Linked DNA regions of Homo sapiens: region 1 is linked to region 2. Evidence: chromatin loops called from intact Hi-C (ENCODE). Cell type or tissue: heart right ventricle. All regions are shown on one strand. Links, peaks and the distances in the headings refer to the core of each region. The heading gives the core; the rest is flanking DNA.

Evidence for each region. Peaks named below come from ENCODE experiments on the same cell type or tissue, not always from the same donor. Only the 100,000 strongest peaks of a DNase experiment are listed, where the experiment ranks them.
Region 1: a loop joins it to region 2, with 4 times the contacts of the local background. A loop is called at or near these places in 57 of 110 quality-filtered maps.

The regions. Positions count from the first base shown.
Region 1 is chr3:138,410,964-138,426,357 of GRCh38, forward strand. No RefSeq gene overlaps it. Among named protein-coding and RNA genes, the nearest start is that of ESYT3, 16 kb to the right of the region's middle. RefSeq lists enhancers at 1,661-2,161, 2,162-2,662. In heart right ventricle, for the core only: CTCF peaks have their summits at 6,731 (motif pointing right) and 6,934; a DNase peak (open chromatin) is centred at 6,768.
Region 2 is chr3:138,926,479-138,941,872 of GRCh38, forward strand. LINC01391 (long intergenic non-protein coding RNA 1391) reads right to left here. Exons shown (of 3, transcript NR_121649.1): 3 at 8,711-11,958. Among named protein-coding and RNA genes, the nearest start is that of LINC01391, 9.8 kb to the right of the region's middle. RefSeq lists an enhancer at 9,769-10,063. In heart right ventricle, for the core only: CTCF peaks have their summits at 9,893 (motif pointing right) and 10,092; a DNase peak (open chromatin) is centred at 9,903; H3K4me3 peaks cover 1,514 bases; H3K27me3 peaks cover 5,489 bases.

The sequences.
Region 1 (15,394 bases), core at 3,339-11,338, 520 kb before region 2:
ACTTGGCAACCCATCACCAGGATGGGAGCCCAGCTGGGCAACGGGAGCAGAGGAGAGATGGGAGGAATGTCAAAAAAGCACTTGAAGGCAAATGCCATCGACTCAAATTTGAATTTGTAACCACCTAGACCAGTGGTTCGCAACTCAGGCTGTACAATAGAATCACTCAGGGAGCCTGGAAAATAATTCTGCTGCCCAGACCACTCCTTCAAAGAGTCTGGTGCCATTGGTCTAGGTTAGGGCCCGGACATCAAGATGTTAAAGCTTCCCAGGTGATTCTACTGTGCCGCCAGAGCTGAGCCCACTAGCTGGGCTGCATTTTAATCTCATCTCCTGAATACCATGCCTTCCAGTGATCATGGGTTACTAAAAAAACAGCTGCCTGGAGTAGCCACTGTCTGTAAAGCCACTCCTATAAAGGATCAGTTTCCCAGCCCTTGATGTGTAAATGGACACTTGACCATAGGGGATTCTTATATTTTCATTAACGTGGGGGATTCTTATATTTTCATTAAAGTGGGTCCCCTCAGAGTCTAGCTTGATTTGTCGGTTTTCTGGTCACAGTCCACTGTAATATCTCATTTGTCCACATCTCTTCCATTTTTATATCCATAACCCAGGGAAGGGCCTGGTGATACAAAGTTAATACTGAATGTTTATCAAATGAATTAATAATTATTACAGATCTCAACAGGGGCCTCCAGGCCTTAAAATCTAAATCAGATTGGCTCAAACTATCCTTCTCCATTCCCAAGCCTATGGTTTGTGGCAGTCCCAAGGCCCACTGAAGACTTCACACAGTTCTCCCAAGTCAGGTTCTCACAGGGACCTCCACTTCTGTCCATTTCACTCTGACGTTCAGCCCCTGCCTCAGTTTCTACAAAGAAAACTCACTCTCAATAAACATTCCTAGCCAGGTGCAGTCGCTTGCACCTGTAATCCCAACTACTAGGGAGGTTGAGGCAGGAGGACTGCTTGAGCCCAGGAGTTTGAGACCAGCTTGGGCAACCTAGGGATACCGTGTCCCTTGAAAAAATAACCATTCCTGAGTTTTGCTGGGGACTTGGGGGTCACAGGGATGGTCCCTCTGCTGTCAGGGCCTCTCAGTTGGCCTTCACCCCATGCCAGACCCTCCACCAACCTGTCTTCTCCAGCACCAGCCACCCAGTAAGCTCAACACCCATCCCTTTAGATTCTCTAAACCTCATTTGCTTTCTTTAGCCATAATCCCATAATCTCTTCCTAGAATGAAATATGGTTTCAGCTCTTAATAGGATGGCCAAAACCAGTTTGCTGAGGACTGAGGAGTTTCCTGAAACACTGATCATTCATTGCTAAAACCAGGACAGTCCCGGGCAAACCAGGACCATTGGTCACCTTACTGGTAAGAATAAAATTCTCACCTTGTTCTATAATAATGGTACTAAGAACTATAAATTAGCTGGTGGTTCTCGACCTAGCAATCATCATCATCATAATTACCTGGGAGTTAAAACACAGGCTTTTATGATTTAGCAGGTCTGGGGCCTGAGAAATTGCATTTCTTACAAGTTTCCAGTTGATGGGATAGTGCTGGTCTGGGACCACACTTCAAGAACCCTGAATTAGGTAATCCACATTACACATTCAACAGAGGATTTGGCATACAGTAAATAAATGCACAACAATAACTAGTTATCAGCTAACGTTTTGTTGAGCACTTACTGTAAACCAGGCACCCTGCTATTTCTACATATTACCTTATTTAAACCTCATGGCTTCCCTGAGAGGTAGGTGATGTGATGCTTGTTTTACAGAAAGGGAAACTGAGGTCCAGGGACAACCAGAAGTGACTGAGCCTGCACGTGCACCCAGTTCTGACTTGGAAGCCCACGCTCCATTCACCAGCAGCCCCGCCACACTGAGGACTGAGCTAGTCCCAGCTAGCTGCCCCGCCCCTTTTTAATTTTAACTTTGTTTGAGGAAAATCTTTCAATGTGTCTCACACGTCCCTGCCTTCTTCCAAGTGAGCTGAATGCAGATCAACTTCCTCTGCATGACTCAACAGCAGCATTTTGAACATCAGTGACAGTCATTTTCCAGAGTGTCTGCACTGGGCCTCCTCCAGGGGCAGCCTGAGCTGTGGCCTTGGACACCACCTCCAGTTCTCTTCCTCCAGCTGCCTTTCCCAGCTCCATCTGAGAAGTCGAGGCCAGGACAACCCAGCAGTTAGCCCAGTGAGTAAGACCCAGGAGGCCTCATGTGTAGTCTGGGGGCTTCTGGACTGCAGCCCAGGGGAGCACCCACAGCTGGGAGGCCCCTCGGCCCTGACCTTGGCCCTGCTTCCTTAGAGTCAGCCTGGTGGCTGAGGCTGCTGGAAATGGACCCTGTGATGCAAGGCACTACAACTGACTTTCTTGTTAATATGATAGTTCTTCCCCACCACCCCTCCTCCTCCAAACCATCCAAACTTCTAGTTCCTTCTTTGTGGCTGGCATTACTGAGATTTCTGGTATTATTGGTGCACAGAGGATGTGTGGAGTGCGGTAAGAACATAGGCTGCCTAGGTCTGGCCCAGCAATGCTGCCAGCTGATGACCTTCGGTAACGTGTCCAAGCTCTCTATGCTTTGATTGCCTCATTTGTCAAACTGGATTGATGATAACATACTTATTTTAGGGATATTGAGCTATTGTTGAATTAGATACAGTCATGTGCCACATAAGGATGTTTTGGTCAAGGGCAGACCACATATACAAAGGTAGTTCCATAGATTAAAATACCCTATTTTTTCTGTCCTTTTTCTATGTTTAGATACACAAATACTTGCCATTGTCTTACAGTTGCCTACAGTATTCAGTCCAGTAACATACTGTCCAGGTTTGTAGCCTAGAAGGAGTAGGCTATCCCATAGAGCCGTGGTGTGTAGTAGGCTTTACTATCCAGGGTTGTGTAGGTGCACTCTATGATGTTCACACAATGATGAAATCACCTAAGGATGCATTTCTCAGAATGTATATCCATCATCAAACAACACATGACTGCATATACTTTCAAAATAGTGGCTGGCACACCGAAACTCTATTTAAATGTTAGCCAGGATTCCAAAATCGAATCCGTAAATGATTCTGGAGTGTCTACTAGTAACTCCAGCCACCATTTACTCAAACAGCATGTACCAGTCATTGTGCTTTGCACGGGTCACGTCATTTAAGGCTTGGAGGAGCTAGGCACACCCCCCTTAGTTAGTGGGGTGCTCGTCTCCCAGGCCAAGCTGGCCTGTCCAGCGGTACCCCCTCTGCCTCCCTTGTGGGGCAGGCTCTGAGCTGGACATTCAGCAAGGAGGCTTAGCCTCCCCCATCCTCTGACCATAGCCCCTGCCCTGCCACCTCTCCCCTGCCTGACTCATTTCTCCTTTCCTCAGATGCTTCTTACCGAAAAAACAGCCTCCTGTTGCCCTCCTCTCCTGGGTCCCCGGGCTACTCCAAGCTCTGCTCTTGCCCAGCTCCCCTTGTCAATCAAAACAGATTCAGCCTTCACAGGAAGCAATTTGGCATCTGGTATCAAGAGGTTTAAAATCCTCTTTCCTAAAAATGCCACTCCTAGGACCCTCTCCTAAAGAAGTAATAAAAGATGCAAAGAATGATGAACAAAGGTGATCTTCACATTCATAAGATACAAAACGTTAAAGGATCTAAGTGAGCAATAATTGGAGAATGATTAGATAAATGATGCTGTACCCACGTACTGAAGGATTATACCACAAACGTGAACAGCAGAAGAAATGTTTGTTTCATGCATTTTCATCATCCTTGGATGGTAGCGTCTTTTTAAAAATCTTTGCTTAATGGAAACACAAAAGAAGGGCATCTAGTTTCTACTTTATTTTTATTTCTTTGACCCCAGTAAAGATGGACTTTTGAAGACTTGTCCATTTTTATTCCTTATAAACTGCCTATTTATGCCCTCTTCAATTTTCTGTTAATTTCATTTTTCTTATTTATTGGTTTTATGTATTCAGTTTATTGACCACTTATATGTCATATTTATTGCAAAAATTTCCCTTAGAATGTAGTTTCCTTTTTTATTGTATTACTGATTTATTTTTATACTATAGATGTTTAAAATTTTAAATGTCCAAAGCTATTATTTACTCCTTTATCGTTTTTGTCTTTGGTACAATGCTAATATGATCCTTTCTCATCCAAGTATTATTATTATTTCCTTTGAATACCTTTAGGGTTACACCTTAAATTTTTTTTTTAATGTTTCTTTTAGAGACAAGGTCTCGCTCTGTTACTCAGGCTAGAGTGTAGTGGTGATCATAGCTCACTGCGGCCTTGAACCCCTGGGCTCAAGCAATCCTCCTGCCTCAGCCTCCCTAGTAGCTGGTGCTATAGACATGTGCCACCACACACAGCTATTTTTTTTTTCTTAGAGATGGGTCTCACTATGTTGCCCAGGGTGGTCTCCAACTCCTGGCCTCAAGGGATCCTCCCACCTCAGCTATTCACAGTGCTGGGATTACAGGCATGAGCCACCATGTCTGACCCAGATGACTTTCTATTCATAAAATAAGGGAATGGAATTGTCTATACCTCATGCCATTATATTGAAGATTAAGTAAACTAATGTATGGAAAGCTTTAGAAACAATAACTGGCACATAGTCGTTTCTCTGTCATGGTTAGCCTATTGTTAATTTAACTTTAATTCATTGGAAATTTATTCTGGAGTGAGGTGTGAAGGGTGTTTTAGCTTTGTGTTAAGCCAGTTGTCCCAACACCACTTTTTCAATAACATACCCTGACCTCATCAAAAAGCCTGTGGCTGGAATGCAATCTTTTTGCTGATTCTGAGCCACATGGGGAATTCCCTTTACAGAGCTATGAGCTGGGGAGGAGGCTATTCCCAAATTCCCTGCTCATCCTCTCACTAATACTCTTCCCTATGCTAAGTTCACCATGGATTTCCTAAGGATAGGGTGTGGAGCCAAACACCCTCAGCCTGACTATTCTCTCCTTTCCCAGCCCAAGTTCAGGCTGTCAAAGTCAAAATAAAAATATAGAGATAAATCTCTAAATTTAACATTTTATTTGGGAAGCAAGAATTGCAATTCAGGGCCAGTGATCTTCAGAACTTCCGAAGAACAAAGAGAAGGTTAGAGGTTTTATAAAAAGGAGAAATGGCTGGATGTGTTGGCTCACACTTGTAATCCCAGCACTTTGGGAGGCCAAGGCCGGCAGATTGCTTGAGCCCAGGAGTTCCAGACCAGCCTGGGCAACATGGTGAAACTCCATCTCTACAAAAAATTTAAAAATTAGCTGGATGTGGTGGTGCACACCTATAGTCCCAGCTACTTGAGAGGCTGAGGTAGGAGGATCACCTGAGCCCCAGGAGGTTGAGGCTACAGTGAGCCATGATCATGCCACTACACTCCAGCCTGGGAGACAGAGTGAGACCCTGTCTCGGGGAAGTTCTGATTGGTGAGTGATGGCAGTGGTTAAAACTAGTCTTAGAATAACAGCAGGCTGTTTCAGTAGCCATTAGACAAAACTGGTTTCAGTTTATGAGAACAGGCAGTTTCGGCAGCCAGGCTTGCAGAGAATTACATTTTTGGAGCAACGTTATATTCCCTGGGTGTGTTTTCCCCCAGACTCTCTACTCTGATTTAATTGGGTATGATAAGAACGATACAATTTGTACGACCAATTTTCACAAGAGTTTTGTATCCTCAGTCCTTCTACAAACCCTCCTCCTTTTTCTTTCACTTTCTCCCCTTGGGCTACTGAGATCCCATTTTCTCTAACCACCCTGGTGCCACAGCCCACGGAATCTGCTGGGTCAAGGTCAACAACGAACCCCCCTGCCACCCCCAGCCCAGGCCAGCATGCCCAGGTAGAAGCCAAGAGGAAAACAGTGCCTCCATCCTGCACTGGGTGGTGGTGACGGGGGTAGGGTGCTCCCCTCCCTTTGGGAAATATCCAGCCAGGCTTTCTCGCCATTGTCTACCAAACTTACTTGTCTTCCCAAGTAAAGGCCAAACCTCCATCTGAAGCTCAAGCAGTGTTAATGCCTCTCCCTTCGTAACACCCACCTCTGCAAGGAAGTTCTTCAGACGTAACACACATTTTTGCGAGGGGCATAGTATCAAAGATTAGGAAAGGAGATAGGTGATGCCTCTTTTTCTTAGGCAAAGAGCTGAAATGCTACTTTCTGAGTGAGGGCTCACTATGTGCTGGGCAGGGCCAGATGGCTGCACAGCCCGGGGGGGTACCTGTTGACATGACATTTGTGTGAGGGGCACCTGCTGGTCCTCACAGCAGCCAAGGTACATGCTGAGAATCCTCACTACATCCTGCTGGGGACAGTAAAATTCTCTCAGAGAAAGAAACCGAGCTTCAAGGCGAGGACTCAGACCCAAATGTGTCTGATCCATTCCATGCCAACCCTAGACAAGGATCAGAGGACATTTCCTCACCATGTGGCCTTGGGCAAGTTATTCCAATTCTATTGGCCTGGGTTCCCTCTTCTGAAAAATGGACATCCTACTTACTTTTGAGATGTTGTGAAGATTAAATGAGTTAACACATTCAAAGAGCTTAGAATAGTAGGTGGGCTCGCTCCTTCACAGTTGCTTTAAAAAAATGTTTAAGCATTATCAGCATTATTACTCTAGTAGCAGCAGCAGTAGATACTATCCCGGTTGAGGTTTCCTTGCCAACCCAACACCTGGGAAGCAGGACCAGTGCCCTTCTCGTCCACCAGATGGCAGCATCACAGAACGGACAGGCCCTTTCTAGCTGCCTCTGTGCGCACGATTTGTAGGGAAGCCCTCCAGCTTCCCCAGAGGCCTGGGAGAGAACCAGCAGCTCCTCCAAAGCAGGATATCAGAAGTCAGGCTCCTTCACCCACTGGCCCCTGTTCTCAGCCCAGCTCTCTAGGATTTCCTGCCCTAGGACTGCCCATATGCAGATAATGTGCACCCTGGGGGCCCAGGGTCTGGATCTCCGCAAGTTCACCATTTGTATTTGCCAAATGCTTCGCACAGCACCAGGCCGAGGAACCTTCTCAGGAACTGTCTGATGAACCCGCTGGGTCTAAACTACCCCAACGAAGGTCCAGCTCTTTCTGGGTGCTTCCTGCTGAAAGCCACCCCAAACCCCTCCCGGCTGACCTCCAGTGCCTTCTAGGGGTTGGCTGCTCCATCTGCTTCCGGCCTTCCACGTAGACACAAGGACTGTGGGGTTCCCAGGAAGGGCTTTCAGAAAGACTCTCTTGGCTCCATTTTCACAGGCTTCATACACACACACACAGTCCTACCATGGCCTCTACCTTGGGAGACCCCAAACCCTGACCTCTGGGCTCTGGCCTGCTCACTTGCAACCAGCATTGGCCATGTCGTGTGAGGGCATGCTGCCTTAGATCACAGATGGAGCTTATTAAAAGGGCGGTTTCCAAAGCCTCACCTAGGGCCAGTGGTCCTCAAAGTGCTGTTCCAGGACAAGGGCAACACATCTCATGGGAACTTAACAGGAAATGCAAATTCTCCCCACACTCCCACTGAATCCAAAACCCTGGGTTGGGGTCGAGCAAGCTGTGCATTAATACACCCTCTAGGTGAAGCTGCTGTGCGGGGAAGTATGAGACCCACTGGCCTGCCCTCTTCCCTTCTTCTGTGGCTGCAGGATTCGTCTCTGCAGATGGTGCCAAATCTCTCCCTCCAGCACTCCGGTGGGTCTAACTCATCATCTCCAAGAGTGGTGTGGTTGGTGGGTGATGTAGTGCACCACCTGACACAGTTGTGGTCCACATTTTTCCAATATGATGGTGCTCAAAGCTATTGTGTCTTAGTTTTTAATCTCGATGAAAATATGTAATGTTTTCATTACAGTTGCTTAGCAAATAGAACCCTGACTTGTGACAGCTGTCTCCACAAAATATCAAGTTACATGAGCTATCTTGTTTCCAACAGCTGTAATATTTTTCTCCTCCAAGGAAGGAGGAGACATTGAGGTGATCCTGTTATAGAGAGGAGAGGAAGAGATGCAGATGTACACACACACACACACACACACACACACACGCATGCATGCACACACATGCAATGTCACTGAGAGCCCTTGCTCTGAGGAAGGACCAGGCCTGGGATGGGAGCAGGTGTGGTACCTGGAGGATTGAGAGGTACAGCCCCATACTTAAGGAAGCTCACAATCTCGAATGGACAGATATGCTTTTGGCAGAAAGTGTGAAGAGTTAATTTCCTTCCCTGCCACTCCCCTCCAAGAAAAGAGCTTCATGGAACTCAGAATTGCTATCCAGATCCTCCATACACAGAGTAAGGGAGAAAAGACAGACTTATTTCCTGTGAAAATGGATCTGGTGCATTATGTAAACAAGTCTCTCTTGATGCTGGAAGCTGCTGGAAAATTAATTTTTTGTAATTACAAGTAAACTTGTATGTTTCTCAGAAACTGTCAACCAAATTGTCATGATTCTATAAATAGAAGTGTAGTGGATTGAACAGTGGCCCCAAGAAGATGTTGACCTAAAAGGAAGAAGATGAGGCAAAATTAATATAAGTAGAGAGTGTATTTGGGCCAAGCTTGAGGATTGCAACATGGAAGCATAGATACAAGTTGCCCTGAATACACACTCCAATTAGCAGCAATTGCAAGTGGAGTTTTAAAGGCAAAGTAGGGGACAGGGAGTGGACTGTACAAAGTTGTTTGTCAGGAATGAAACCACCTTTGCAAAAATTATAACAGTAAGAAAATTATGACAGTGAAAGAGATCTGACCTAACCAACCTCCATTTTTCCCTTTTACCTCCAAACTGCCCTTAATCATTCCTGGACTTGGACTAAACTAACTGTGGAAGGCATTTAGTTTATAGTTTAAATTATAACAGCCTTTGCCCAAAACTAAACCACCTTGGTAAAACTAATGAAAGACCACCAGGTTAGAAGGATGAGGGGAACCTGACTTCTGGTAGGGTGTAGACGTAAACAATTACAAGCCATTATTCTAGAGGTGACGAGATTTGCAACTTCCCCAGTTACTCCTGCAGATAACATCACTCTTGTAGAACCCAAGATTGGCCTTTTGAGATGTCTTTTCAGGTTTTTGCATTTCTGACAAATGATAGCTCCACCTAGACCCTCCAACTGGTCCTGTGCCCCCACCCAGAAGTTGACTGAGCATGCACGAAGACCATTTTCCACACCCTGATGATTGCGTCCCCAACCAATCAGCAGCACCCATTCCCTGGCCTGCCAAACTATCTTTGAAAAATCCTAGCCTCCAAATGTTCAGAGAATTGATTTGAGTAATAACTCCATCTCCCATATTGTGTGGCTGGACTCATGTCAATTAAATTCTTTCTGTATTGCAATTCCATAGTCTCAGTGAATTGGTTTTGTCTGTATAATGGGCAGAAAGAACCCATTAGGTGATGACAGGAATTCTCACGGGCTTACAGAAATAACATTGATTAATGATTGGCTACACATTGTTAAGCTATGGAGTGTGGGTTATAGGTTAATTTATAGCTACTTGTGGCCCTAGCAAGTAGTTTCAAGAGATGCATGTCAATGAAAAGAGCCAAACTCTGTAAAATATTTGAAGAGATTTATTCTGAACCAGATGTCAGTGACCAAGGCCCATGATACAGCCCCAGGAGGTCCTGAGAACATGTGCCCAATGTGGTCAGGCTGCAGCCTGGCTTTATATGTTTTAGGGAGACATAAGACATCAATCAATACATGTAAGGTATGCATTGGTTTGGTCTGGAAAGGTGGGACAACTTGAAGGGAGAAGGCTTATGGGTCACAAGTGGATTCAAAGATTTTCTGATTGGCAATTGGTTGAAAGAGTTATTATCTAAAAACCTGCAATTAATAGAAGGGAGTAACTGGGTTAAGAGAAGGGATTGTGGAGACCAACGTTCTTACTATGCAGACAAAGCCTCCAAGTAGCAGGTTTCAGAGAGAATAGCTGGTAAATGTCTCTAATCAGAACTAAAAAGGTGCCAGAATCTTAGTTAAACTCTCCTGGATCAGGAAAAGACCTGGAAAGGAAAGAGGGTTCTATAGATTTTCCCCACAAGAGACAGCTTTGCAGGGTTATTTCAAAATATGTGAAAGAATCCGGGCGCAGTGGCTTGCGCTTGTAATCCCAGCACTTTGGGAGGCCGAGACAGGTGGATTACCTGAGGTCAGGTGTTCGAGACCAGCCTGACCAACGTTGCAAAACCCCGTCTCTACCAAAAATACAAAAATTAGCCGGGTGTGGTGGCGGGCACCTGTAATCCCAGTTAACTGGGAGGCTGAGGCAGGAGAATCACTTGATTCAGGAGGTGGTGGTTGCAGTGAGCAGAGATCACGCTGTTGCACTCCAGCCTGGGCAACGAGAGTGAAACCATCTCAAAAAAAATATATGTAAAAGAAATATATTTTTGGGGTAAAATACTTTGATTTCTTTCAGGGCCTTTATCTGTCATGTGATGCTATACTAGAGTCAGTCTGGAATTTGGTATCTTATTGCTACAAAGAGTCTGTTTTGTCACTCTTAATATCTCTGTTTTAAGGTTAATGCTGATTGGCTGTGCCTGAATTCCAAAGAGGGGAGGGTATAGTGAGGCATGTCCAACCCATCCTTACCATCATGGCCTGAACTACTTTTTCATACTGACTTTGGAATGCCTTTGGCTGAGAGGAGGGATCCAGTCAGTCAGTTTGGGAGCTTAGAATTTTATTTTTGGTTTACACTTACACAGCTCAAAGTGGGGAGTAGGGCGTGATTGCTGTCTTATTTTAATGCTTCTCTGGGCCTAATAATTTCAAAGAGCTCACATTCCTCCACTGAGAGTCCTTTTCTTTCCTCAAAAATATGCCCAGGTCCTAACCTCCAGTACCTAGGAATGTGACCTTATGTGGAAATAGAGTCTTTGCAGATAGAACTAAGGATCTCAAGATGAGATCATCCTGGATTTATGGTGGGCCCCAAATCCAATGACTGGTGTTCTTACAAGAGAAAGAAGAGAGAAATTGGAAACACATAGAGCAGAATACCTTGTGAAGACAAAGGCAGGTGTGGCAGTGATGCATCTACAAGCCAAGAAATGCCAAGGATTGCCAAGCCACAGAAGCCAGGAAAGAGGCATGGAGTGGGTTCTCCCTCAGAGCCTCCAGAAGGATCCATGCTGCCAACACCCTGATTTTGGACATCTGGCCTCCAAAACAGAATAAATTTCTGTGGTTTTAAACCACCCAGTTTGCAGTAATTTGTTACAACAATCCCAGGAAACTAATTCAAGAATATGATGTGGTATTTTGTGGCAACAAATTGTAACCTGAGGGGTTCTTCCAGCCTGCTGCACAAAGAAAGACCACAGCATTGCAGCAAAGAAAACAGTTTAGTAGACATGAAGCTGGCCATACCACATGGGAGATGGAGTTAGTACTCAAATCAATCTCATCCAAAGCTCCTTTCTCAAGGGCGGTCTGGGGGAAGGGGTGGGAGTGGCTAGGCTTGCTGCTGTTTGGTTGGAATAGAGATGAAATTATAGGGGTCAAAGCTGTCCTCCTAGGCACTGAATCACTTCTGGGTGGGGCCACAGGAGCAGAATTGGTGGTTCCAGGTGGAGCCATGGGTGTCAGACATGCAAAAAACCTGAAAAGGTATCGCAAAAGGCAAATCTACAATAGTGGTGTGATCTGCAGGAATGGCTGACGATCTATGTCTACACCTTAGCAGAATCAGCCTCCTCTCTGCCCCCTAGGCTGATGGTCTTTCATTAGCTTTACAAAGGTGGTTGAGTTTTGGGGAAAGGCTATCATCATTTAAACTATAACCTAAACATCTCTCAAAGTTAGCTGGGCCCAAAAGCCCAGGAACAATTAGGGAAAGGCAAGATGGGTGCCAGGGGGCAGGGGAGGGGTTAAATCAGCTCACTGTTATAATTTTTCTCGCTCTTATAATTTTTGCAAAGGTGGTTTCAAAATTTGAAAGTCTAGAAAGAAGACATGATTCTCTGATAACATTTTATATTGCCAAACATGACTCAGAAAGAAGTAGAAAACTTGAACAGTTCAGCAATAATAGAAAAATGTGGAAAATGTGTTAAAGATTTATCACTTCACAAAGCACCAACCTGAGATTATTTTACTGCTAAATTTTACTTAACTCCCCCAAAGAAACAATTCTCTTACTATTCAAACTATAAAAGACTAGCAAGAAAAGTCCCAAAGTCATTTAGTAAGACTAGAAATACCTTAGCATCAAAGTCTGGTAAAGCAAGCAGAGAAAATAAATGAGAAATTTCACTTATAAAAATAGATGTAAACATTATAATACTAATAAATCTGACAGCATATAAAAGGAATAATCTGCCATATTGAAAGCAGTTCTTCCTCATATCTGAGTTTTGGCATAAGCCCCTGAGGAAAGAAAAATAACTCTGAGCAGTGTGAGTTATGTGAGGTTTGCAAAATTCACCAGCCCCAGAGAGACATGAGTATGGGACTTCAGTGACACAGAGGGGATGGGTGCATGCCTCCATGCCCACCTGGAGTGATTGTTTAAAGGCATTTTGTTCCTAACTAGCTGCCTCATCCATTAATCTTCATGTTCTTGGAATTTGTGATAACAAAGAACAGTGTATAGCAGCCAATCAGTAGCTTATGTTATTTTAATGTAAATTCTTGGTAAACAACTTAGGAACTGCCTCTTCTTTTCCTTTAAAAACCTACTAATTGGCTGGGCGAGGTGGCTCATGCCTGTAATCCCATCACTTTGGGAGGCCAAGGAGGGCAGATCACGAGGTCGGGAGATGGAGACCATCCTGGCTAGCACAGTGAAACCCCGTCTCTACTAAAAATACAAAAAATTAGCCCGGCATGGTGGTGGGCGCCTGTAGTCCCAGCTACTCGGGAGGCTGAGGCAGGAGGATGGTGTGAACCCGGGAGGCGGAGCTTGCAGTGAGCCGAGATAGCACCACTGCAGTCCAGCCTGGGTGACAGAGCGAGACTCCGTCTCAAAATAAATAAATAAAATAAAATAAAATAAAATAAAATAAAATAAAAAACCCACTAGTCACTGCTGCTAATCAGAGCGTATATTTAGGGCAACTTGAATCTATGTTCCCCGGTTGCAGTCCCCAAACTTGGCCCAAATAACTCTCTACTTATATAAAGTTTGTCTCAGTTTGTTTTTTTTTTTAGGTCAACACCCCAAAGGCCAAGAACAAGAGCCAGCTTGTCAAGTCCTCCCATTCTTGAGGGAGACAGCTGGCCTCTGTGCCAGCCTAAGAGGGCCCTTCAGACCCTGAGGTTTCCTTCAGAGGCTGAAGAGTGAGAGTGAGGACATCTTTGGATAGCGCTGTCAGTGAGCATACTCCATCTGGCCTTCTGCCTCCCCTCCCTCCTCAAGTCAAAAGAGGGTCTCCTGAGACCTGAGGGACAGAAGAACTAATACAAACTCAGGGTAAGAGGCTGTGGCTGGAGCTGCCCTTCTGTGGTGGCAGATCATGGGTGAGGACTGTCTGAAGGAAGGCCTGCATTTCCAGCCTTCACTGGGTAACAGCATGTGCATATTTCCTGTGGGCGCTGTGGAAGGGAGTGGTATTTAGTAGGGATCCCCACACTTGGCAAAAGAACAGCCAGGAGGCTGAGGGAGAAGTCTACATTGCCAACTTGAGGAGGTGTTGCCTGGATCAAAGGTTCTGTAAGAGAGGGAGCCTCAGTGCTGGGGAGTGGGTCCCCCTCCGTAACTATAAGTGCAACACCCACTGAGGGTGCCAGCACCAACTAACAGTGGCACCAAACTAGTAGGGACTTCCTGCTCCTCATCTCTCCTCTCTCCCAGAGGGCCCCTGTGATGGTTAATTCCATGCATCAACTTGGCTAGGTCACAGGGTGCCCAGATAGTTTGTTGCACTTTTTTTTTAGTGTATCTATGAGGGGGTTTCAGGAAGAGATTAGCATTTGCATTGGTAGACTGAGTAAAGCAAATGACCCTCCCCACTGTAGTGGTGCATCATCCAATCTATTCAGGTCTGAATAGGACAAAGACCAGAGGAAGGGAGAATTCACTCTCTCTGCCTGACTGCTGAGCTGGGACATCAGTTTCCTGACTTGGGCCTGGGATTTACACCATTGGCTCCCCTGGTTCTTGGGCTTTCAAACTCAGACTGAACTACACCACCAGCTCTCTCGGGTCTCTAGATTGCAGATGGCACACCGTGGGACTTCTCAGCCTCCATAATTGTTACAGGAAAGAAGTCCTGATCCAGACCCCAAGAGAGGGTTCTTGGATCTTGCGTAAGAGAGAATTCAGGGTGAGTCCATAGGGTAAAGTGAAAGTAAGTTTATTTAAAAAGTAGAGGTATAAAAGAATGGCTACTCCATAGAGCAGCCTGATGGCTGCTAGATGCCCATTTTTGTGGTTATTTATTTATTATCTGCTAAACAAGGGGTGAATTATTCATGCCTCCCCTTTTAGACCATATAGGGTAACCTCCTGATGTTGCCATGGCATTTGTAAACTGTCATGGCACTGGTGGGAGTGTGGCAGTGACGACAACCAAAGGTCACTCTCATGGCCATCTTGGTTTGGGTAGGATTTGGCTGGCTTCTTTACTGCAAGCTGTTTTCTCAGCAAGGTCTTTATGACCTGTATCTTGTGCTGACCTCCTGTCTCATCCTGTGACTTAGAATGCCTTAACCATCTGGGAATGCAGCCCAGTAGGTCTCAGCCTCACTTTACCCAACCCCTATTCAAGATGGAGTTGCGGTGGTTCAAACACCTCTGATATAATCACATGAGCCAATTCCTTATTAAAATTTCTGTCTCTGTCTCTCTGTGCATTCAATGATTCTGTTTTTCTGGAGAGCCCTGACTAATCCAGCCCCCAAAATAGCACTTAGGAAAGAGGTGTGGCCAGGCGTGGTGGATTGTACCTGTAATCCCAGCACTTTGGGAGGCTGAGGTAGGCGGATGACTTGAGGTCAGGAGTTCGAGACCAGCCTGGTCAACATGGTGAAACCCTGTTTCTGCTAAAAATACACACACAAAAAAAATTAGACGGGCATGGTGGCCGTGCACCTGTAATCCCAGCTACTTGGGAGGCTGAGGTGGGAGAATCCCTTGAACCCGGGAGGCGGAGGTTGCAGTGAGCTGAGATTGTGCCACTGCACTACTGCACCCCAGGCTGGGTGACAGAGTGAGACTCCATCTCAAAAAAAGAAAGAGGTGAAGCTGCTGTCCCCATCACAGATTTCCCAGCTGAAGGCAGCACGAAGGGAGAGGAGAAATTTAAGTTAGCTAAAAGACTGGAGTTTTAATATTGTTTAATATTGTATTGAACAGGGCTTTTTATTACTAAAATGAAACTGTTCTTAGACAACAAATGATTGGA
Region 2 (15,394 bases), core at 5,198-13,197:
TGCACGCGCACACACACACACACACACACACACAAACACACGAAAAATTAGCTGGGCATGGTGGCATATGCCTGTAATCCCAAAATCCCAACTACTTGGGAGGCTGAGACATGAGAACGGCTTGAAATCAGGAGGCAGAGCTTGCAATGAGCCAATATTTGGCCAATGCACTCCAGCCTGGGTCTTACTCTAGGGAGACTCTGTCTCAAAAAAAAAAAAGAAAAATAAATTCTGAATGTGATGTCTGTTACAGTCCACAGAGGTAAAAGATACAAGTAGCAGGGCTTGTGCCCAAGTTTTAGAGTGACTGTACCTATAGCCTACAGCCAGTAATCTCTGTCTTCTTTATTGTGAGATAATAAAGCCCTCATTATTTACATTCCTTTTAAAATAAAATCCCACAGTATTGTATTGTAATTGATGCAGATATAGCAGGTTATTAAACCACAGCTAGATTAATATTGTCATGAATCACAGGAAATTTTAGAGGTCATCTGTCTAATACAGTTCTACTTTACATCCCTACAGTGGCAAGATCCCAGTTAGAATGTGGAGTTGGCCTCTGTCCCTGTGCTATTTACTGGCTGGGGGCCCTGCACAAGTTATTTAATCTTGCTCAGTCTCACTTTCCTTACATATTAAAAGGAAATATAGTTTGTGGGAACTAAGTGAGATAATGTATCATGGCTGGCATAGAATAGGCACCAAATAAAAGCTAGCTATCATGGTTATTTCCAGATGAAAAAGGCATGGTTTTTGCCTTCAATAATATTACAATTAAGGAGTATGGAAAAGACAAACAGCCATGAAACGCAAAGTAAGACCTGATGAAAACAACTGAGTCAAATCATGGGGGTAAAGAGAACATGTGCTGTAAGAGTTCAGAGGTGAGAAAAGCTTTATTTATTTATTTATTTTTAGAGACAGAGTCTTGCTCTGTCACCCAGGCTGGAGTACAGTGGCACGATTATAGCTCACTGCAGCCTTGACCTCCTGGGCTCAAGGAATCCTCTTGAATAGCTAGGACTACAGGCATGTGCCACCATGCCCGACTAATTAATTTTTTTTTTTCTGTAGAGACAGGTCTTGCTATGTTGCCCCGGCTACTTGTGAATTCCTGGCCTCAAGCAATCCTTCCACCTTGGCCTCCCAAAGCTCTAGGATTATAGGTATGAGCCACTGTGCCCAGCCCAGAGGTGAGAAAAGCTTAATGAGCAAAAGGGCATTTGGGATTATGGCTGATTTTTATGATCTGAATTTTTCAAATTCCCTGCAAAAAATATCTATTGCCTATTTAATCACATAAAAGTTATTAAAATAATGTGCATTCCTCAATAAATAAAGGAAAGAAACAAATCTCCAAATGCCCATTGCAATGTTTCCCTTTGATAGTAGTGAACAACCTGGAAACATCCTAAATGTAGGAATTAAATAAATTGGGCCACATCCATGTGGCTGAATATGTTATACATATACATATGTATGACATATAATATGTCATACAGTTGTTAAACAGCTGGGAATTGTGTACCAATATGGAAAAATGAAAAGAATTGCTTTGTTAGTGGTTAGACGTTGGATGGTTATTGGCTTTCCATCTGAATTTCGAGTTTCCATGATTACTACAATATTGTTTGTGCAATAAAACATTTAATAAAATCAAAGAAAATAAGTGTGAAATTTGACCCGAACAATGGGGCCTTTTGTGTAACATTCTTTGCTCTGGTGGTTGCAGGGGTCTGCCTATTTCTCCACACCCTGGCAGGTCCACAGCACAGATCCTTTGTCACCCTTAAGAAGGTGTGTGTGGAAGGCATGCGGCCTTGGTTGGCCAGGGCTGAGGACACCATCCCCTTCCCCAGTGGGTGGTGGGGGCTGCTTTCAGTGCCTCCTTGTCTGGAAGGGATATTAAGGCAGGAGGCCTGGCTATGGCTTTTTGTTTTTGATATTCTCTTCATTAGATGTTCTATACTGTTTGTAAAATGGATGCTAAACCAGGAGAAAAACAGGTCTACCGTGTTTCCTTGATCATCTGTGAGGGGCTCCGGCACAGGTGCTAGGTAGACAGGTAAAACGCAGCCATTTTCCTCTCACCCTTTCAGGGAAACCCTGCCATGCTTTCCTCCTTAGGAGTTACTTTTGGCAGGCCCGGGTCCCAAAGTCTAAGGGCCTGTGTATTTACTTCCCCTGAAGAGACAAGGGCCTGTAGCCCTCTTTTGGGGTCAGCGTCTGACACTAAACAGAGTCACTCATGGCTGTGACTTCCAGGCAGTGGACACGAGCTCTTCGGACTGCCAAGGCTGGCTCCAGCCACCCAGTTCCGCTTTTCTCTGGGGCCATCTGTAACAGTGCGGGGGGACGTGGGGTGGTCCCTGGGTGTCGCGGCGCAGAGCCCGGTCAGATGCGTGCCATTAGTGGAGACAAGCTCTGCATGGAGCTGGTGGCCTAATGGGGACCACGCTCGCCCTAATGCGAAGCAGCCGCCGCACCGCGGCCGAGCCTCTTCCTACTGGGCATGAGAGCTGACGAGATAGAACGGAAGAGCCACGAAAGGCCCTTTGATTCCAATACGAAACAAATTATTACTCCCGGAATGGAACAAAATAAGCCAGAGAGGAATCTCAAGGCCACCCACCATTCCTCCCTGCGAGGCTGCCGCCGACGGCCCCGGGCCTGCCTATCCTGCGATCTTTGGCGGGGACACGGAGACACGGCACTGAGGGGCTCCGGGCGACTGGGGCGGGGAAGTCGGAGTTCCTGGCCAACGGCCCGCGGGGGCCTGGATCCTTTGTTTGTTGGGGCACCCCAAGGTCAGTGGTCCTCAAACTTGAGTGAGGGAGCCTCCGCATCTCGTGGAGAGCTTGTTACAGGGCGAATTCCTGGGCCCCACCTCCAGAGTTTTTGATTTTGCAGGTGGAGTGGAGGTTGAGAATTTGCATTTTTTCAGGGAATGCTGGTGCTATCGGTCCAGGGAAAACTCTCTGAGAACCAGCTAGTAAATATGGAGATGGAAGCAACTTGGCCTTGAGTCTCCCACTACCACTATCCTGGCATTCAGATGGCTAAGTCCCAGAGAGGTCTGCAGTGGGTAAACTATCTAATACAGCCCTCCCACCCCCCACCTACGAAGTCAACAAGTGATGCATGTGCCTAGCTTCTTTCATCCCCTTTGGAGCCTGTTTTTGATTGGTCACTCCTGTCCTATAGTGAACCAACCAAGTCCCACCCCAAAACTCAGGGACTGGAATTTCCCAGCACCCTGGGCAGGTAAATGGGCAGCTGCCAAAGGCCTGTGAGAAAAAACTGGTAACAGCTTCAGGACTCCAGGCAGCCTCTCTGGGGGATGCTTCTGCTCAAGTTGCCTAGCCTCTAGAGAAGGTTCCTGGCTCTCTGTCACTGGCCTGGGCCAGCAGTCATTCCTGGCAAGAGGAGTTTGGGGGTGAGGGGTAGGGAGTAGGGAGTAGGAAGGGGAGACTGGTGGCTGGGGGGACAGTGGCAACAATTCTTGTTGGGGTAACATCAGAATTCCTGCCTGGCTTCTTGGAAACCATTCAGGGATCTAAAAGCCTGAAAGTGTTTCTTTTTTTGTTTGTTTGTTTTTTAGAGACAAGGTCTTGCTGCTGCCCAGGCTGGAGTGCAGCGGCACAATCATAGCTCCGCAGCCTCATACTACTGGGCTCCATGGATCCTCCCAAGTAGTTGGGATTATAGGCATGAGCTACCAAGCCCGGCCAGTGCCTAATTTTTAAATTCTTTGTAGAGATGGTGGGGGGCGGGGAGGGGGTGGTCTCGTTATGTTGCCCAGGCTGGTCTCAAACTCCTGGCCTCAAGTTATCCTCCCGTTTCTGCCGCTCAAAATGCTGGGATAACAGGCATGAGCCACCGCACCCAGCCATGTGTTTTAGGTGCAGGATGTGTGGGATGAGGGCTTCCCTAGAGTAAACCATTTGTTTTCAAACTTGAGTTTGCATCCGGATCACCTGGAGGCCTTCGTAAGACAGACTGCTGGCTCCACCCTAGAGTTGCTGATTCAGTGGGGCTGAGGTGGGGTTGAGAGTTTGCATTTCTAACAAGGTCCTAGGTGCTGCTGATGATTTGGGTTCCACACTTTGAAAATCACAGCCCTAGACTTCATTTGGGATCTCCAAGCCCTCTCTATAGTTTCAAATGTCATGGTATCTGTCCCCAGCCCCACTCTCTGGACATCCTCCATCAGTCACTGGTCTTTGTGTTGATCACCTTTCTCCGCTTTTGAAAAGGCAGTTTGGTCTTGTCTTGTGCTGCCTGTGCTCTCTGGTTCTGGAAGCAGGAAACAGCTCTCAGGGTGATTCAGCCATGGGAAGAGCAGCATCCCTCATACCCCACCCTCATTCTTGCACCCAGCCAGGCAGGACAGCTCCCTTCTATTTGCTGCCATCCCTCACCCTCTATAATTGCTTGAGTCCTAGCCCTGGGTTAAGCTAAAAAGAATAGACAGCTGAGGAAAGATCCCTTTAATAGGCACCTTAGTATCCATGCAAGGCCAAGCCTAGAGGGGTTGCTGTTGCATTTCTCCCAGTGACAAGATCTCTGAAGTGATCCTTCTTTTTTTACCTTGTGCTTTGCACATCATAGCTATTTATGAACTATTTGTTGATTGACTAATTGCTTAGGGAAAACTATAAGGAAGGGAAACAAAGCAAAATAAAGATATTCTTCAAGGCTGCCATGCACTAGGACAAAGTTTTGTTTGTTTTTTTTGAGGAGTCTTGCTCTGTCACCCAGGCTGGAGTGCAGTGGTGCCATCTCGGCTCACTGCAACCTCCACCTCTTAGGCTCAAGCCATTCTCCTGCTTCAGCCTCCCAAGTAGCTGGGACTACAGGCATGCACCACCATGCCTGGCCATTTTTTTTTTTTTCATTTTTAGTAGAGACTAGGTTTCACCATGTTGACCAGGCTGGTATTGAACTCCTGACCTCAGATGATCTGTCTGCCTCAGTCTCCCAAAATGCTGGGATTATAGGCATGAGCCACTACACCTGGACTAGGACAAAGTTTTCATCAGTGTTTGCCAGCTTGACTGAAGGGGTAGAGTTTATCCTCTTTGGCCTCCAGAAAATGTGTCAGAAGCTCCTGGGTGGGAACCCTGAAGCACAGGCCTGTGGGCAGGGGCAAGCAAGATCAGTGTAATTCGGGTTTTTTTGGGGGGGCTTTGAGACTACCCTGGCAAGCTGGAGACCCTGGAAAAGAAGGGGCTGGTGGTCTATAGGGGCCTGAGGGTCAGCTGAGGCCATGCGGAGCCATCCTATGTTCTGGTGCCTCAGGATTTCCAGAAAGGCAAGTTTTTTACAAAAGGAACTTAACATAACATTTATGTCAAGAAGTTTAGAAAATGTCAAATGTGAATAATCATGGCATTTGAAATTTGGACTAGGGTATGTACAATTTAGATGAAAATAAGCCATGTGCAAACCATTAGATTTTAATAATTTTTCTCTTCATTGGATATTTTGAAGCTATATCTTTAGCAAATGGCTAAATTGGCTGTAGGTTCCCTATTTAGTTATTGCCATGGTTCTTTTTTTGTGGGGGACAGAGTCTCACTCTGTTGCCCAGGCTGGAGTGCAGTGGTGTGATCTCGGCTCACTACAACCTCTGCCCCCCGAGTTCAAGCAATTCTCCTGTCTCAGCCTTCTGAGTATCTGGGACTACAGACATGTGCCACCATGCCCGGCTAATGTTTGTATATTTAGTAGAGACAGGGTTTCACCATGTTGGCTAGGCTGGTCTCAAACTCCTGACCTCAGGTGATCTGCCTGCCTCAGCCTCCCAAAGTGCTGTGATTACAGGCATGAGCCACTGCTCCTGGCTGTGGTTCTTAACCTTAGCTGTACATTGGAATCACCAGCATTGCTTAAAAAAATAATCTCAATACCCTGGCTACACCCAAGACATGGAGGTAAGACACAATATTTTTTTTTTTTTTTTTTTTCGAGATGGAGTCTCCCTCTGTTGCCTAGGCTGGAGTGCAGTGGCGCGATCTCGGCTCACTGCAAGCTCTGCCTCCCGGGTTCATGCCATTCTCCTGCCTCAGCCTCCCAAGTAGCTGGGACTACAGGCGCCCACCACCACACTCGGCTAATTTTTTGTATTTTTAGTAGAGATGGGGTTTCATGGTGTTAGCCACGATGGTCTCGATCTCCTGACCTCGTGATCCACCTGCCTCGGCCTCCCAAAGTGCTGGGATTACAGGCGTGAGCCACCGCGCCCAGCCAAGGCACAATAGGTTTTTAAAGCCCCTGAGGCAATTTTGTAGTGCAGCTAGGATCAAAAATCCTTGAGCTATTGATTGAGTGGTTGGACAGGCTAGACTGAAACAAATGACTTCCTGGGGTGTCTGCTTAGCCTCTCATGAGTGCCATGACTGCCCTCTTCCCACAAGGAGCGACCATCAGAAGCTACCAGCAGACCCTCTTCCTCAGCTCCAGTTGACAGGACTGGGGTGTATCTCCAGGACAGTACCTGACCCAGGATACCAATCAGCTTTCTCACACAGGAAGATTGAATTGACACTCAGAAATTATAGCTGTCGCTGGAGCTCCTCTCTCAAATGGAGCAGAGGAGAGACCTGACCAGAGCAGCAGGAAAAGTTGGTTCTTGCCATCACCTCAGCTCCTGTTGCAGCATAGCCCTTCAGGGAGTCTGGCTACCACCCTGCCTGGGTCTCCAGGGGTCACTCATGAATCCTTATAAAAACACCCCCCACCCCAGCCACCCGTTTGGTTTAAAGCCAGCTCTAGTGGGTTTATGTTACTTGTGACCAAAGAGGCCTGCCGTGTGCACAGACAACAGCCCATCAAAAGCACATAAAAACAAATATGTATTCACTTCCCCCACCACAGTTACACCCAAGCTCTTTCTCATTCCATGTGGTCCCAACGGAAGACTGTTTGGAATCTGCATTTTCTGGAGGCCACCTGGAGAAACCTGTTTTCAATTCAATTGAGAACTGCAGTGATTCCCTAATGTGGCTCCACAGGCTTCTTCAGAATCACCTGGAGGAACTACAGATACACACAGATTGCCAAGCGCCATCTCCAGAGGCAGAAGCTGTTTAGTTTGAAGATGATCTTGAAATCTGTGTTTTAAAAACTTTTTTCCATGAAATTTTGATGTGCAGTTGATTCTACTGGGATCAGGCTGGTTGGGTTAATTTTTTAAAAAATTAAATTCCTCTTTAACTGCATCCTAGATGGAGGTGGTGTTGCTATCAACCTATCATTTCTGGGAGATGGATTTTGGAGGCATTTTGTCTGGGAGATGGATAAGGGCCTAGTCTGTGGATGAACTAAACAGAGCCCAGTGAGGTTCAGGCTCGTTGGAGTACATGTAAACATCAATCAGGCCAAAGGGACTTTTCCAGGTTGGCTGCTTGAGCTGGTCAAATGAACCAGATCATTTACTTTGCCTTCTGAGCTCTGTAGACACAACCAAAAGAATAAAAAAAGTGTGTGTGTGTGTGTGTGTGTGTGTGTGTGTGTGTGTGTAAGGCAGCAAATATACCTTTTACTCTAGAAACAAAAATATCATTTCTGACCCAACAATAGCCGGATCCTTGTGAATGAAGGGTTTGCATATTTTCCTGTTTTAACGGTTCTAGTATAAACAGCCCAAGCCCAGGCCTGATTGTCAGAAGGTCCTGAGCAGCCCAACCAGAATGCTGGAAATGACTCCTTCAGCCCTGAGGACCTGGATCCGGCTTAGTGCCAGGATTTGAGCTTGTGTTTAACAGTAGCAATGGGGTCAGAAGTTGAGGGAGAGGGCAATTGCAGTGGTCCCCAAGACCACAGCTAATGCCAGAACAACAGCAATAGCAGCTGCAGAGCCAAAAGAAGCAGTAGCTATGGTGTATTGATAATTTATCTGTACAGCCCTAGGCTAAGTGTGTCATTTGTTTGAATACTTACAAAAGCTTGATGTGGTAGGCATTATTATTCCAATTTTTAGAATGAGGTTCAGGGAAGTTGAGCAGCTTTTCTGAGGTCACACAGCTTTTAAGGGGAAGACCCAGGATTACATGAAGGCATGTTTGACTCCTAACCATTACAAGACACTGTACACAGTAGCCCAGGTCACAAACATCATCTTGTGTGCCAGTTGGGGATACAGGGCTTTGGTCCTAGAAGCAGGCTAGGACAGCTCTTCAGACACATTGCTGGTTCCTGCCATCTTTCAAGATGTCCCTCTCACCACCCCAGCTACACTGGTCTCCAGCAGAGGGAGATGGCTGGCAGCAGGGGCTAGAAGGCCCTCTTCTAGGTCAAGGCAGTCCCTAATATCTGGGTGGATTTTTTGTGTCCTGAGAATGGGACCATGACTCTCTTTGTTAGGCTAGCAAAAGACTCAACATTGGCCAGGCATAGTGGCTCATGTCTGTAATCCCAACACTTTGGTAGGCTGAGGTGGGTAGATCTCTTGAGGTTAGGAGTTTGAGACCAGCCTGGCCAACATAGTGAAACCTCGTCTCTACTAGAAACACAAAAATTAGCTAGGTGTAGTGGCGGGCGCCTGTAATCCCAGCTACCCGGGAGGATGAGGCAGGAGAATTGCTTGAACCTGGGAGGCAGAAGTTGCAGTGAGCTGAGCTGGTGCCACTGCACTCCAAGCTGGACGACAGAATGAGACTTCATCTCAAAACAAACAAGAAAAGAACAACAACAACAAAAAATTAAAAAGAAAGGCTCAACATTTATTGATCAACTACTGATTATATGATTATATATTAACTGATCCAGACGGATCCAGAGAGTGTGGCTTAAGGAGACTTTCCTGGGCCTAAAACAGATAATTGGTGCTGGTGTATAACAAAATTATGGTTCATCCAAAGGATGGATTATTAAGCAATAATTGAAAATCATTTTTCAAAGAATAAGATATGGAGAAAAACCCTATGGCGAAAGGTTTAAACAAGCAGGATACAAAACTGCAAATTTTATGTATATTTGTTAATTATGGAAATTAGGCTTATTTTAATTGAAATATATAAATAAAAGACTGGAAAGATGCCATCGAAATGTTAACCATGGTTACCTTGTGGGAGGAGGGATGGGATTATTGTCGCGTTGGTGTTTTTTGTGCATTTTAATGTTTTATTTTCCCAATTTTCTTCAGTTTCAATTATCTTTGTGAGGGGAAAAGTGAAAATGTTAAAGTCCTAATACATAGCACTGGAAATGCATAGATATGATGACTGAGTAATTTTTACCCCACCCTGTCTAGAATGGATGCAGCAGGCAGAAGTGTCTCTTCGCCTCACTGCCTAAAGTTTATTTCAAGGGCAAGAATGGGGGCCTCTGGAATCAGTTCTGTCTCGGCAGAACCTGAGCTAGGCCTGTGCCGTGCGGGTAGGGAGCAGCCCCTTCCGGTCGTCGAGGCGCTCTTAATTTGGTTGGAGAGACAAGTGCACTACAAGAAACAGAGGCAGCCAAGCGCCTGGGCCACCATCAAGTAAGGTTGAAAAGGGGAGGGCAGGTAGATCGGGACCCGTGGGCGCCAATCAATGCTATGGTGGCGGAGAGTAAAGGGGACGAACACAGCCTGGGGCCATCCCCGGAGTCCCCCAGCGTCCGCCTGTGGCCGTGCCTGGTTGGCCGCGGATCCCGGCGGGCGCCGCAAAGCGGCGGGATTGCCAGCGCAGAGCTCCGGCTCTCTGCCTTGTCCCTGGGTCCGAGCACCGGAGCCTCTGGTGTCTGCGGGGAGAAGTCTCGGATTGAGAAATACGGGAGGGTCTCGTCAGTGGCTGCAGGTGCGGCAGCCACTCTGGGGACCCAGTGAGAATGGGGTCGCCTGGCTCTGCGCGAACCCCTCACGTGGGTGCAGCTCCTGAGCCGCCGAGGGAGGCGGTGGTAATGTCGCCCAGTGCCAGCAGAGGGCAGCCTCGAGGCCGTGAGCCCGAACGGCGACCTCGCCAAACCGCGGGCTCCCTTCCAGCTCCCGGATTCTGCGGGGTAGAGGCGGCCTTGGAGCCCAGAGACCAGCGACCTCAGTCTGCAGGAGCCCGGCGCAGAGGCCCAAGGGCACCCCCGGGATGTGGTCAAGCTACAGCCCTTAGGCAGCCTCACTCTGCGACGGCAAGGGCTTAGAGGGTGGAGGGGGACCAGATGCCTTAGGAGGGGTTAGAAAGCCAACGCACACAGGGAATTTGTTTTCAAGCAACAGATTCCAAGCATGTGGAAACCTTTTAAATGATGCTGGTGAGAGCTATGATAGTTTTCGCATTCTTGGCGAGGGAAGTCGGAGGCTAGTAGCGGGATGGCTCCTGGGCGCGCGGGAGACAGAGGGACCAGCGATCCTTGCTGGGGGCAGAGGGACTGTGGACCAAGGATCCAGACACACTTAATTGGGGATTCCAGTCCCGACTGTGGCCACTCAACTGGCGTTGAACTTGAGCAACTCACTATACCGCTCTAGCCTCCGACTAATCACTTCTGTAAAATGGGCATTGTGGGCTCCGAGTCTCGTAAGGGCGCTAGGGATTCGAGACAGCAGGAATTTCCTCACTGCTCCAGCAACCCTGGGTTCCTGGGTTTGTAGGTGGGCTGAAAGGATCCTTTCATCGCACGTTTGCCTGGCGTGGCTGCTTTAGAGACCGAGGCCCGCCAGGCTTTGCAACCCAGTTGCGCGTGGTCAGCCATGGCCTTGGAACCGCCGGGATCGCCTCAGCGGCACTCCGGCCAGCTCCCGACTTCCCGCCCTGGGCACTAGGGTCACCCAGCTCCAGAAGATAGTGCTTATCAGCACAGGAATTGAGACCCCACACCCGGCGCAGTGGGTCTCCCAGGAAGCCTGGCGAAGAGCCAAGGCCCGCCGGACCTGAGGTCGCCTGGGGCGCTAAACAGACCCATCTATGAGCACATTCGGCCAACACACCCAAGTTCAACAGTGGGCGGGATCTTTGGCTGGCCTCGATCTCTCTCACAGTGTGTGCAAACGGGTACCCATTAGATTCTTTTTGCTTGTTTCCTCATCTGTAAACTTTGAAAGGAGAGTATTTCCCGGGGTGATTCTGAAAATCATGCCAGAACTGAAAAGGCCTGTGTAAATGCGAGGTGTAATGATGACTTATTAGAAGCAGCCAGCCCTGTACGTGCCTGTAGGATAGATGCTAGAACGTTCTACAAATGTGTGCACATACACATCACGTATGTGTGAAGGTGCACACCTGTCCCTAGACACTTGACAAATGCACACACGTATGCGTGTACCTCTGGCTGAGAGCAAAGGGGCTAATACAGGGCTCATACAGGACATCATCCTGCAGTCTTGTGCGTGCACAGTACACACGCGAGCACGACTGTCTGTGCCTGGAGACACCGTATGGCACCGGAGGAGCTGCTCAGCCGTCGGTGCCACCTGGGAAGTAGGGTTTCGGGTGCTGCTCTGGAGCGCGGGAAAGTCCGGATCCGGGTCTGCTGGTCAGCGCTTCGGCGCCGCCGGGCTCCTTTATCTCTCATCCGCCGGCCGGTGAGCGGCTCCAGTTTCAAGACCCCCGATCCTGCCGGTGAGGGGAGGGAGCGAGAAGGAGTGCGCTCCGGGCCCAAGAGGCTGCAGGGCCCCACTCCCCAGGTCTGTCGTCCTTCCTTTATCTCCTCAGGTCACACCCCCACTTAAAATAAAGAAGGGTGCCTGACTCATTCAGGTCAGGGAAGTCGGCCCCCGGGAGCCTCCTGCCCTCACAAGCCATGGTGAAGGGAGGCGAAGCCAGGGTTTGCCACGGCCTGGGAGAAAATGCGGCTGCAGGGTCTCTTTGGGCTGCAGCGCTGGCCCGGGGCCCCAAGACTGTTAAGGTGTGTGTGGGAGGCGCGCAGTGTGGCTACCGAAGAGCCCTCCATCACCGCACCGGCAGGCCGCCGGGCTCGTCCTCCTCTCATGCTTCCAAGGGTTCTGAGCTGCGCAGCACTCGCATCACCCAGAAGTGTCTGTGGAGAAAACGACCTCAGGTGTAAGCCCAAGGCTGCTGCCTGCAAAGGCAATGCCGTGGAGACTGGGTTCCACAGCGACCTGGGTTTTTAAGTCACCGAAAGCTACAGGGCAGGGTCACAAACACTCTCCCGCCTTCTCTGCAGAACCGTGCGGCTGACAGGAGAGCGTTGCGCAGAAAATTCGAGGCCGGGCGCTGGAGGAGTCTCCGCGGCCCGGAGAAGGCACAGAGGCGCCCCTGAGAGGCGCAGCTGGAACAGGCGATGCACGGGTTCGGATCTGGCCGGCCAACCGAGCCCAGCGGTCGCGAAAACCAGAGTCGCCACAGAGGTTGAGCACGATTCCATTTCTGGGGATCGGGTCCGGTGGGGAGCCACTGTCCCTAACGCCTCCAGAGACTTTAAGTAGGACAATATAATGCTGGTAGGAGCAAGGTGCAAGGAATTTAGCGGCAGAAGCCTTTCGGGGGGGTGGGGAAAGGCAGATCCGTGCCTCGTCTGAGCCTGGGGGTGGGGACAGCCCCTGGCCTTGTAGCCCCTGTTCCGGGGATCAGCTGGGCCCACCTAACCCCCCTACATGGGGTTGAAAGGGGCCAATGGGACGGCCCCGCCGCCCCTCCCTCGGGATTCCACAGGGCCCTGACCCGGCCTTTATCTCTGCACGGTCAGCAGTCGCGGGGGCTTCAGGAAGGAGGACAAAGGCCCGGTGTCACCGCGGGCGGGGGCTCGGTTTCCTGGCTCTCTGCTCACACTCACAGCCTTTAGCGGTTGTTGGGGGAAGATTTTTAAAAATATGTGTCGAATTTCCTTTTTTTCTCTTCTAGAAACAAACAAACAAAAAAGGCAAAAGGCGAATTCCCCTTCACTCCTCGTCCATAGAGATTAAAGTTTCCTGGGATCCTGCCCTTTTTTTTTCTTTGACTGCCTAGAAATACTTGTTCTCCCTTGTACATAGAGGAAAATGCGGGGAAAGGTTTTTTAAAACTCGGTTTCATACTATTATTATTACTAAGGACAACCGGGCAGGCTGAGGTCCCAACGTGGATGATCCGAGTTGGCCTCGCGCCGGGGCTCTGCAGCCACTGCCCTGTGCGCTCAGCACCTCTGGGGGCGATCAGGGCCCCTGCGCTTCCGCCCGCCGCCCGGCAGTCGAGAGCACCCTGTGCCCAGACTGGCCGACTCATTCTCCCCCGAATTTTGTTTAGAGCTGGCAAGGGGGACTTAGCTCGCGCCCCAAGACCTGGGCTTGCAGCGCCGCCAACAGGCCCGGGGACACGAGGCGCTCCAGGCCGGGGTCTTCCCGGCTGCTGGCCCCTCTCGCTCCCCACCCGCTGGCGGCGCCTCGGTCGCCCGCAATTGACCCAACCCGCTTCCTGCGTTTGCCCCTCAGGTTTCCCGTTTCTCCACAAAGGCCTAGGGGAGCCTCGCCCACAGGCTGACCCTGCAACCTCTGGCCCGGTGGCTACCTTCTGCTTTTCTGAAAAAGAAAAGGAAAAAAAAAAAAAAAAAGAAAAAATCAACCAGTCGAGGGAGGCGCGTGAGGACTGGAGGCGCCAGCCGGACAGCCTATGAGTAGGTCCCTGGGTCGGTGCCGCTTCGCGGGTCAGCACGGCCTTTCTCAGAGAAAACCTCCTAAACGTGTGAAGACCGCTTTGGGGGAAGCGAGAGGGAGGTTGGAGGAGCCCCGGGCGGGGTCTCAGCGCCCACCAGCTGTGCCTTCAGGGCTTGGGTGTTCGCTGCAACGGCAACCGCGTGAGCCTCACTCCCACGGCCAAGGGGCTAGGGCAGGGTGGATGCAATCGCGTGCGCCTGGCCCCGGAAGGTGCTCGCAGGGGGTGCCTGTGGCCAGCTGGGTTAGGAAGTCAAATCCTAGAAAGTTATTACTAAAGGTTTTTTTTCCCCCTTCCTTTCTTCTTTCCTTTTTTGCTTCCTTCCTTCCTTTTTTTTTTTTAATAGGGGAAGGGAAAAAACATTATTGAACATCTACTATAAACTGGGCACTTAAAAATTAGAAAATTTAATTATTTTAATAATTCTGATACACGCACGTATTTCTGTTTTATAGAGGAGAACACTGAAATTTGAATGGGTATTTTGCCCAAGGTTACATAGCTGTTAAAGAGGACACCAGGCTCCAACCCAGTTCTTCCTGACTAAACAGGCCAGGTCTTTGCCTCATGCTGCACAGGCCACCTCCGCGAAGTGACAAGATCCCAGAACATGCTTTTCACAGCTCAGCACCAAGCCTGTGCGGCAAACAGCCTGTGCAGCAGCAGTTTCTGTGGTACAGAAACAAACAAAAAAGGCAAAAGGCACAGCTCAGACTGTGCTTCCTTCTTCTCCTGGGAGGCTCTCCCTTACTACTCCTGGGAGGCTCTCCCTTACTACGCAGCTCCCTTGAGCATCAGTGGCAGCTAGGCTCAGCTGCTGTCAAGTCTCCTTTAAAAATTTCGGAGGCCATTTGCCTCACAGATACCTGGAAGACCTCTGGTTGGTCTCTTCTCTTCTTAGGACCTGAGATTCCTCAAATGTAATGTAATTTTGGGTTCCTAGACCCAAGACACTCTTTTTATGACAGCTGGGAGTCCTCTCTCCAGAAAGTGGAAAGTTGCTAAGACTGCTCGGTTTTAAGAATCCTTAATTCCTGGTTGTCCCGAAGGCATGGGGCTCTTAGTCCCATCCTTTCCCCATCTTTTCTATGGGTCCCACAGTCTACTCCAAGAAGTAGGGGCTGCCACACAGTGGTGGTAGGCCTGACGGGCAGGGCCCCAGGGTCACCACCAGGTTAGATCTGCAGAATGGGGACACTGCAGGGATGCTGAGCCTGATCAAGATGTTTCCTGGCCTTAGACCCCCACCCAGAAGCCAGGAGTCTGGTCCGGTGATCCTGTCCATGAAGCCTGGCCCAGACCTTCATAAAGGGAAGAGCTCAGTTGAGAGCAAACTATCTTGGGCCAGACTCAGATTCCTGGCCCATATTCTGCTTGTCTGGCTGCATGAAGCCTGGGTCTGGCCCCAATTTCCACCCGCCGCCAGGGGGCTCCTTGCAGCCCCATCTCCAGCCTTGGCTTCCAGGAAACCCTGGCAAAGGCTGGATGCACCTAACCTCGGATGAAAGGTCCAGGGCCTCTTGCTCATCTAAGCCTCAGATCTGGAGCAGTGAACTATTTACTGATGCAAGCTGGAAACAGGACGTCAATACCCTCTGGAGTAGGGTACAGGACCATCTCCAGAACTCCGTAGGTCCCTTTCCCACAGTCCCTTGGTGCATGTACTTCAATGGCGAAGATTTCTCCAGGTCCCTCTTGAGAACAGGACACCTCCCCCTGCTTTCTCCAAACCAACCCACTTACTCTGACTGGGCAATTTTAGTGAGGTGGAGGTGACTCTAAGAATTTCTGTGTAAATGTGAGGAGAGGGCTCATACTGTCAGCAG